3 separate regions of the Mus musculus genome follow, and all the other regions are linked to region 1. Evidence: chromatin loops called from intact Hi-C (ENCODE). Cell type or tissue: left cerebral cortex. All regions are shown on one strand.

Region 1 (2,500 bases):
ATGCACTTAGGGACATTTGGCACCAGGAAAGAGGTTGAACTGGGGGGATCTGATCAGTGACTTCACTAGAATAGAGTTCCTGTTTATAAAGAATGTAAAATAACAGCTAGGTAGGGGTGTTGACTGGTTTTGAACATCTGTAGGTGTCTGTAGGTGAAGGAGTGACTGAAGTGGGCATAACGTTTGTTAAGACACAGTGACCCACTTACATGTCATCCATGACAGATTGTGCAAGGGCAGAGTTACAGACCTGTTTCTTTGACCCCAGAGATTTTTAAATATTTACCTCCAGGGACCAGGTGTGATGAGTGGCTCATGCCTACAATCCTGGTCTTCAGGAGGCAGAGACAGAAGGATCACTGTGAGCCTGAGGCTAGCCTGGGCTACAAAATGACATAGTGAGTTCCAGGCCAGTTCATACACACACACACACACACACACACATATGCATACATATACATATATATTCATACATATATGAAAATAAAAATTACCATCAGGCCTGTAACTTTTGCGGAAAAGGAGTCCCAACCTCTGCTGTGGTTGGGAGAGCAGAACTAACTGGGTTAAAATCACAGCAGGGTAATTAGGCCTCTCTCAATAACTCTGCCCTGGGAAAAGTGGACCATCTCTTAGTAAAGCAAAAAGGGGCTTTGATCCTTCACAGCCGACTAAATGGAAGCAAAGGCACTTTGCAGACTACCTAAAGAGGTTAGAATTGGTGCAATCACTTAAAAGATTTTTAAAATGTCTGAATCATTCTCCTCACCCCACTCCACCCCATCCCTGCTGCTAACCCAGGGCAAAAATTTTAAATAGTCAAAAGAGACCATGGGCAGTTTTCTTTTAAAACTGTATAGTTTTCTTCAATCCCTTTCCAGACTCATGGTCAACTATTGCTCATCATGGTGTTTTTCGCAAGATGCTAATTTGAACAGAGTAAAAAGGTCGGGAGGTGAGTCAGAAACTGGATTTTTTTTTTTTTTTTTTTTTTTTTTTTTTTTTTTTTTTTTATCCCCAGCAACCTGGAAGGGGTTGCTTCAGGTTAGCCTCTGTTAGAGAGAAAGAGCAAGAGCGACCCCTGCTGGCCAAAGAGGCAAGGCACGCTTTTTCCTTCTTCAAGGTGCAAATTTGAAGTCAAATTAATCTCCATGTCATCACATAAAAGACCTCAGGGATTATACTGACTGTATCCTGTGAACGATGGCAAAAAATGGCCACCAGGACATAACTAGGCCTTCTCTTATCTCCGTTGAGCCTGCATGACACCACCTCACAGAACATGAAGTCCTGTGTGTGACAGGGAACACTTTAACAGTTATTTGAACTGGAATTCTAGCCAAAGATCTTTCTCAAAATAAATGGAGCCCTATGAGACAGCAGATGTTCTGTCCCCTCCAATCCATAATAAGGACAGCTTCATATTACTCTACTTCATCATAGTTAGTCCATCCACAAAGGACAGAGCTGACCAGGTCAGTGGGAAGGGGTGATGTCAGGGCAGGCTTAACCTATTCCCTGGTGGGCACAGTGATTGAAAACAAATGGCCACTCTGGTCTCACAATGTGTTCAGGGCCTCCTCTGAGCCCATCTGATTGGAGAATAAGCTAGAAACTTTCAGTAGCTTTCTCTCTTTCTTTTCTCTCTCTCTCTCTCTCTCTCTCTCTCTCTCTCTCTCTCTCACACACACACACACACACACACACACACACACACACACACACACTGGGCCACTCAGCTCCCTGAGATCATTACAATATAAGAGACTTCTTTTCCTTTTAACACCGGTGCCCTAATAAGAAGCTTCTGGAAAAGTTAAAGGATATTTAAAGTCATGCTTTTACCATCCCCTCACTCTCTGGGAGTCAGCAGACAAACAGTGCTTGCTAACAGGTGCAGACGAAAATCAGGTGACCAGAACCATGAGCTCCCCATGGTGACAGTGCCACACAGGTCAGGTGGCAGCTGAGGCTTGGAGCCAGAGCAGACACAGGCAGTGTTACAGGGACAGGGACTTCTGATTTCAACGTGGGAGAACCCCAAAACTAGTATTGCTGAAAAGATAAACTAAGACTTGACTCGTTCATTGTCTGAGTTCTGCATCAAAACCCAGTGCAACCGGGTTTCCTGGTCCCAATGCCCTACATCATAGGCATCCCCACTGGCACGTTTCCAGAGGTCTGTCAAACCCAGGAAACATTTAAAGTAAAATACTAAGATAATGCGAACATAACAGCAATCACTCAACACCCTTAATAAGCTTGGCAGGACTTTGGAGACTAGCCTCGACTAATCTGAGGACAAGATTCGGAGAGACTTGGAGTCCATGCTCTGGATGGATCTAGTACTTTGCTGTGTTTGTTAAAACATCTAGAGTGCCTTCCGATAACAGTTTCTGGGCTCAGGAGTACAAAGTAGCATGGTGTTATCCTTTCTCAGATTTGAAAATAATCCAACTTAACCCATCGTCCAGTACAAAAACTATACACATGACCAATA
Region 2 (2,500 bases), 180 kb before region 1:
ATGTGAGTTTCCATCGAGATTCTAAAACCCATCAAGTTAATGAATATTGTACATCACACCAAGTGTGATGATGACGTGATAATACATATCTATAAATGCTCGCCTCAAGAGACAAAGTCTGGAGCTGAGACAGAAGGAAGGACCATCCAGAGACTGCCCCACCCGGGGATCCACTTCATAAACAACCACCAAACCCAGTCACTAGGCAGATACCAACAAGAGCCTGCTGACAGGAGCCTGATATAGCTGTCTCCTCTGAAGCTCTGCCAGTGCCCGGCAAATACAAAACTGGATGCTCACAGTCATCCATTGGACGAAGCACAAGGTCCCCAATGAAGGAGCCAGAGAAATACCCAGTGAGCCAAAGGGAACTGAAGCCCCATAGAAGGAACATCAATATGAAGTAACCAGTACCCTCAGAGCTCCTTGGAACTATACCACCAATCAAAGAAATGACATGGTGGAACTTGTGGCTCTAGCTATATATGTAGCAAAGGATGGCCTAGTCAGTCATCAATGGGAGGAGAGGACCTTGGTCCCGTGAAGGTTCTATGCCCCAGTATAGGGGAATGCCAGAACTAGGAATGGGAGTGGGTGGGTTGGGGAGCAGGGAGAGGGGGGAGGGGATAGGGAATTTTTGGAGGGGAAACTAGGAAAGGGGATAACATTTAAAATGTAAATAAAGAAAATATCTAATAAAGAGTTACCATTTGGGACAAGACAGTTGAACACATTCATATTAAAGTCATATGGGCTCAAGTTGGGCTCTTCCCAGTATAAAGACAAGCAAGTGGAGAAGTTTAATTTCCCATAAACTAATACAATAATGCCAGAGAAAACACTGGGGAGGGAAGAGAGAGGGGCTGCTGATTGACCTGAAGTAAAAAGAACTTTCTGGAAAGAAGCTGAAGAAGGTCCATTCTAAGGAGATGGAACAGGGCAACTGAAGGTATAAAAATTAATACAATATCTTCTCAGTGGACTACTGAAGGCTATAACAACTTTAACTGACTTCTGCATGAGCTGTAGTGACGTGATGCCTTGTAGATTCTATGGAAAGTAAACTCACTACAATGACCACAAAGCACGAACAGGAGATCTTGGAGCGTGGCCAGCGCTCACTAACAGTGATGATTCCTGTGATCTTGCTCTTCACTGATAAGTACATGAGATATGAATATGTGACTCTTGGTCTGGATCCTGGTCTTCAGAACTTTACCTTTGTGTCAGAATTCCCTTTGTAACATAGCATACTTTAGTGTTAGGAAAACAAGCAAAACTACTATGCGCTCATTTTCCAGGTAGAGTATCTCAAACCCATAATTATTGAAAGAGTGGCAGGGAAGGATTTTTGCATGGAACTTTTTTTTCTTTTATAGAAAGCAGAATCCACTGCATATGCTGGCTTATCAGGAGACAGATGAAACCCATTCATATTCCATATGCCACACACAGAGAGGATCCCTAGGGGGAGAAGTTGGCTCCTTAAACGAGTCTTTGGCATTGAATAATGCTCATAAAATGCTAACCATGTGGGTACAATAATTACAGCTATGAATATACTTGTCCCTGATTGTATACAAGTAACTGCACCGATGCTCTACCAGGCAATAGATTAAGCTTATCCACAGAAAAGGAGCCATTCTCAAAATATTATCAGGCAATCGTAAGTGACACATGTATTGTGTGCTAGTTTCAGTTTAGAAGGTACATAGGCAGAAATAGAAGCACGAGTGTCATTTCACACGCCTTAATTCAATGAATCATAAGAATGTAGGAAAAGAAAATGATGCCCTTTCTAAACATTGGGATATTTAACCTTGTAAACATGATTATGCTTTAATAGCACTAATTAATTTCCTGGTTAGGAAAACAAGGAAGGGAGCTTTGCTCATGGTAACACCACTTGCTGAGCAGAGTATAAAAGGGAATACCAGCCCGGAGACCTTCAGATCCTCAAATCACTCTCTCAGAAACCCACCCAGAACCTCCACCTCTAACACCATGGTCAGCTCCTGTTGTGGCTCTGTCTGCTCTGAGGAGGGCTGTAGCCAAGGCTGCTGCCAGCCCAGCTGCTGTGTGTCCAGCTGCTGCAGGCCTCAGTGCTGCCAGTCTGTGTGCTGCCAGCCCACCTGCTGCCGCCCCAGCTGCTGCATCTCCAGCTGCTGTCGCCCCAGCTGCTGTAGGCCCAGTTGCTGCAGGCCCAGCTGCTGTGTGTCCAGCTGCTGCAGACCCCAGTGCTGCCAGTCTGCGTGCTGCCAGCCCACCTGCTGCCGCCCCAGCTGCTGCCGCCCCAGCTGCTGCATCTCCAGCTGCTGCCAACCATCTTGTGGTGGTTCTAGCTGCTGTGGCTCCAGCTGCTGCCGCCCTTGCTGCCGCCCCTGTTGCCGCCCCTGCTGCTGTCTGAGACCAGTCTGCGGTCAGGTCTGCTGCCAAACCACTTGCTACCGCCCCACTTGTGTCATCTCCACCTGCCCTCGCCCCATGTGCTGTGCCACCC
Region 3 (2,500 bases), 170 kb before region 1:
GCTTTTGCAAAGATTTTTCATACTTTACTACTTCTGTGTAACAAAAATAAACATCCAACACAAGGATAATAAAAATTGAATGCGACTGCTTCTTTCTTTAAAAATATATATGTAAATATGTTAAAAAATCAAAAAAAGAGGGTGAGTGAAATGGTACAGTGGATAAAGGCAGTTAGTTAATTAACAAACCTGCTGATCAGAGCTGTAAACCTGGCAATCACGGGGTGGGAGGAGACTGACTACCATGAGTGGTTCTCTGAGTACATGCATGCTGTGGCAACTGCAAACACACACACACACACACACACACACACACACACAGAGTGGGGGGGGGGATTAAAATTTAAAAAGAGAGAAAGAAACCTTGAAGCCTTTGCATATGTTTCCTGGGTAAATGTATTTTTTTTAATCTTAGTTAAATAGTTAGTTACCTAGCTATTTATTGAGATTGTATTTTAATTATGACATTTCTCCTTCCAAATCCTTCCATATATCCCACCTTACTCTCCTTCAAATCTACTGCCTCTCTTTTCAGCAGTTGTTGCACACACATATTCCCAGATATAGGTTGAGCCTACTACCAAAAACCACAGCCAATCATTCTGCAGAGTTGTGGAGCACAGTCCCAACAGATACATCTATAAAAAACATTCCCTCACCCACAGCTCAGGGAACATTGTGGAAGAGAAGATGGAAAGATTTTAAGAAATAGAGGATCAGGGAATTTGCTGTGAGATTGTGTCTCCTAGTAACATCAAAAACTACACCCAAAAATCTCACAAACTTCTGCCCACGTGAGAATTGTATTTTGGTACACTTAAAAAGCAGAGCACACCCCCATCAGTTGCAGAGCTCCATTCATTTTCGTGGCCATCTAGCCATCTCTCCTGTCCTTCCCCTCACCTGAACCCGAAACCCCCACTCCTCTCCCCCAACTCCCCTCCCTGTCAGTCCCCTCCCTCCATCTGCCTCTTATGAATATTTTATTTCCCCTTCTAAGTGAGATTCAAGCTTCCTCATTTGGCCTTCCTTCTTGTTTAGCTTCTTTTTGTCTGTGGAGTGTACCATGGTACCTGTATTTTATGGCTAATATCCACTTATCAGTGAGTACATACCATGCATGCCCTTTTGGGACTAGATTAGCTCACTCAGGATGATATTCTCAAGTTTCATCCATTTGCCTGCAAAATTCACGATGTCTTGGTTTTCATTAGCTGAATAGTATTCCATTGTGTAAATGAACCACATTTTCTTTATCCATTCTTCAGTTGAGGGACATCTAGGCTGTTACCAGTTTCTGGCTATTATGAATAAATCTTCTGTGAACATAGTTGAGGAAGTGTCTTTGTGAAATGTTGGGGCATCTTTTGGGTATATGCCCAGGAGTGGTATAGCTGAGTCTTGAGGTAGTTTTGCTTGCAGACAGGAGCATATTGTGCTCTGAGAGGCTTCACGCGGCAGCTGACTCAGACAGATACAGACACCCATAGCCAAACAGTGGATGGAGCTTGGGGACTCTTATGGAAGAATAGGAAGAAGAATTGCAGAGCCCAAAGGGGATAGGAACTCCATGTGAAAACCAACAGAGTCAACAGAGACCCTTGGAGCTCTCAGAGTCTGAACCACCAATCAAAGAACAAACACAGGCTGGACCTAGGCTTGCCCCACTCATATGTACCAGATGCGCAGCTTGACCTTCATGTGGGTCCTGAACAACTAGAGTGGGGAGTATCCCAAAAGCTGTTGCCTATGTGAGGGATATGTTCTAGCTGGGCTGTCTTGTCTGGCCTCAGTGGGAGAGGCAGCACCTAGCCTCACAGACACCTGAAGAGCTAGGGTAGCAAGGATACCAAAGGGGCCTGCCCCCCACCTGCTCAATGGAAAAAGGGAGGGGGAGAATTGAGGAAGGACTGTGGGAGAGGGTGATCAGAGGAGGGCAGTGAGTGGGCTGTAAAGTAAATTTAAAAAAAAAAGCAGACAACATATATGAGTCAAACTTCTGAGAGAAATGCGTGTTGATCACTCCCTCGTTTTCTCTAGAAAGTCTTCTTTGTTTCAGATAAATTAATTGCTTGGTAGTTTTTTTTTAGGGGAGTAGGATTAAAAATGATGAAGCAGCCGTGAGTACATAACAGGGAGAATTATCTAGGAAGACTGCACACAGCCCACATGACCTTTCAGACTTCAATGTTGAGGGAATTAAACACAACCAGTGGTCAGCTTAGCAATATCATTATATGTTCTACTCCAGAGTCAAGTGTGGTAAGCCTGTGTCCACATCCAGGCTTCACCGGGGGCAGATTATCAGTGGGACATACATCCTTCTGCATAGAAAGACCATCTCTGAGGCAGACAGGTAATGTGGATGAAAACTGGGCAGAACTCATTGCAGTTGCTGAAGGTGGTGACATTTCCCCAAGGCTGCCCCTTTCCCGGGTGGCATGATCAAAAAGCACATTTCCCTCCCGAATTTAGACGTGCTTCAAACACGTCATTCCAT

What was found. Hi-C counts contacts between places; a loop is a spot of excess contacts. Peaks named below come from ENCODE experiments on the same cell type or tissue, not always from the same donor. Only the 100,000 strongest peaks of a DNase experiment are listed, where the experiment ranks them.
Region 2: a loop joins it to region 1, with 4 times the contacts of the local background. A loop is called at or near these places in 2 of 42 quality-filtered maps.
Region 3: it touches region 1 in a loop (3-fold over the local background); 2 of 42 quality-filtered maps call a loop at or near these places.

The regions. Positions count from the first base shown.
Region 1 is chr11:99,463,568-99,466,067 of GRCm38, reverse strand. No RefSeq gene overlaps it. Among named protein-coding and RNA genes, the nearest start is that of Krt20, 27 kb to the right of the region's middle. In left cerebral cortex, a CTCF peak has its summit at 1,085 (motif pointing left); DNase peaks (open chromatin) are centred at 784 and 1,084; H3K27ac peaks cover 378 bases.
Region 2 is chr11:99,643,540-99,646,039 of GRCm38, reverse strand. Krtap4-7 (keratin associated protein 4-7) reads left to right here and starts at 1,951. Exons shown (of 1, transcript NM_029613.1): 1 at 1,951-2,500. The coding sequence starts at 2,005. In left cerebral cortex, no CTCF peak of the experiment used is centred here; a DNase peak (open chromatin) is centred at 1,493.
Region 3 is chr11:99,631,686-99,634,185 of GRCm38, reverse strand. It overlaps Krtap4-2 (keratin associated protein 4-2), which reads left to right. Exons shown (of 1, transcript NM_026807.2): 1 at 1-72. Among named protein-coding and RNA genes, the nearest start is that of Krtap4-2, 2.1 kb to the left of the region's middle. In left cerebral cortex, no CTCF peak of the experiment used is centred here; DNase peaks (open chromatin) are centred at 264, 672 and 1,418.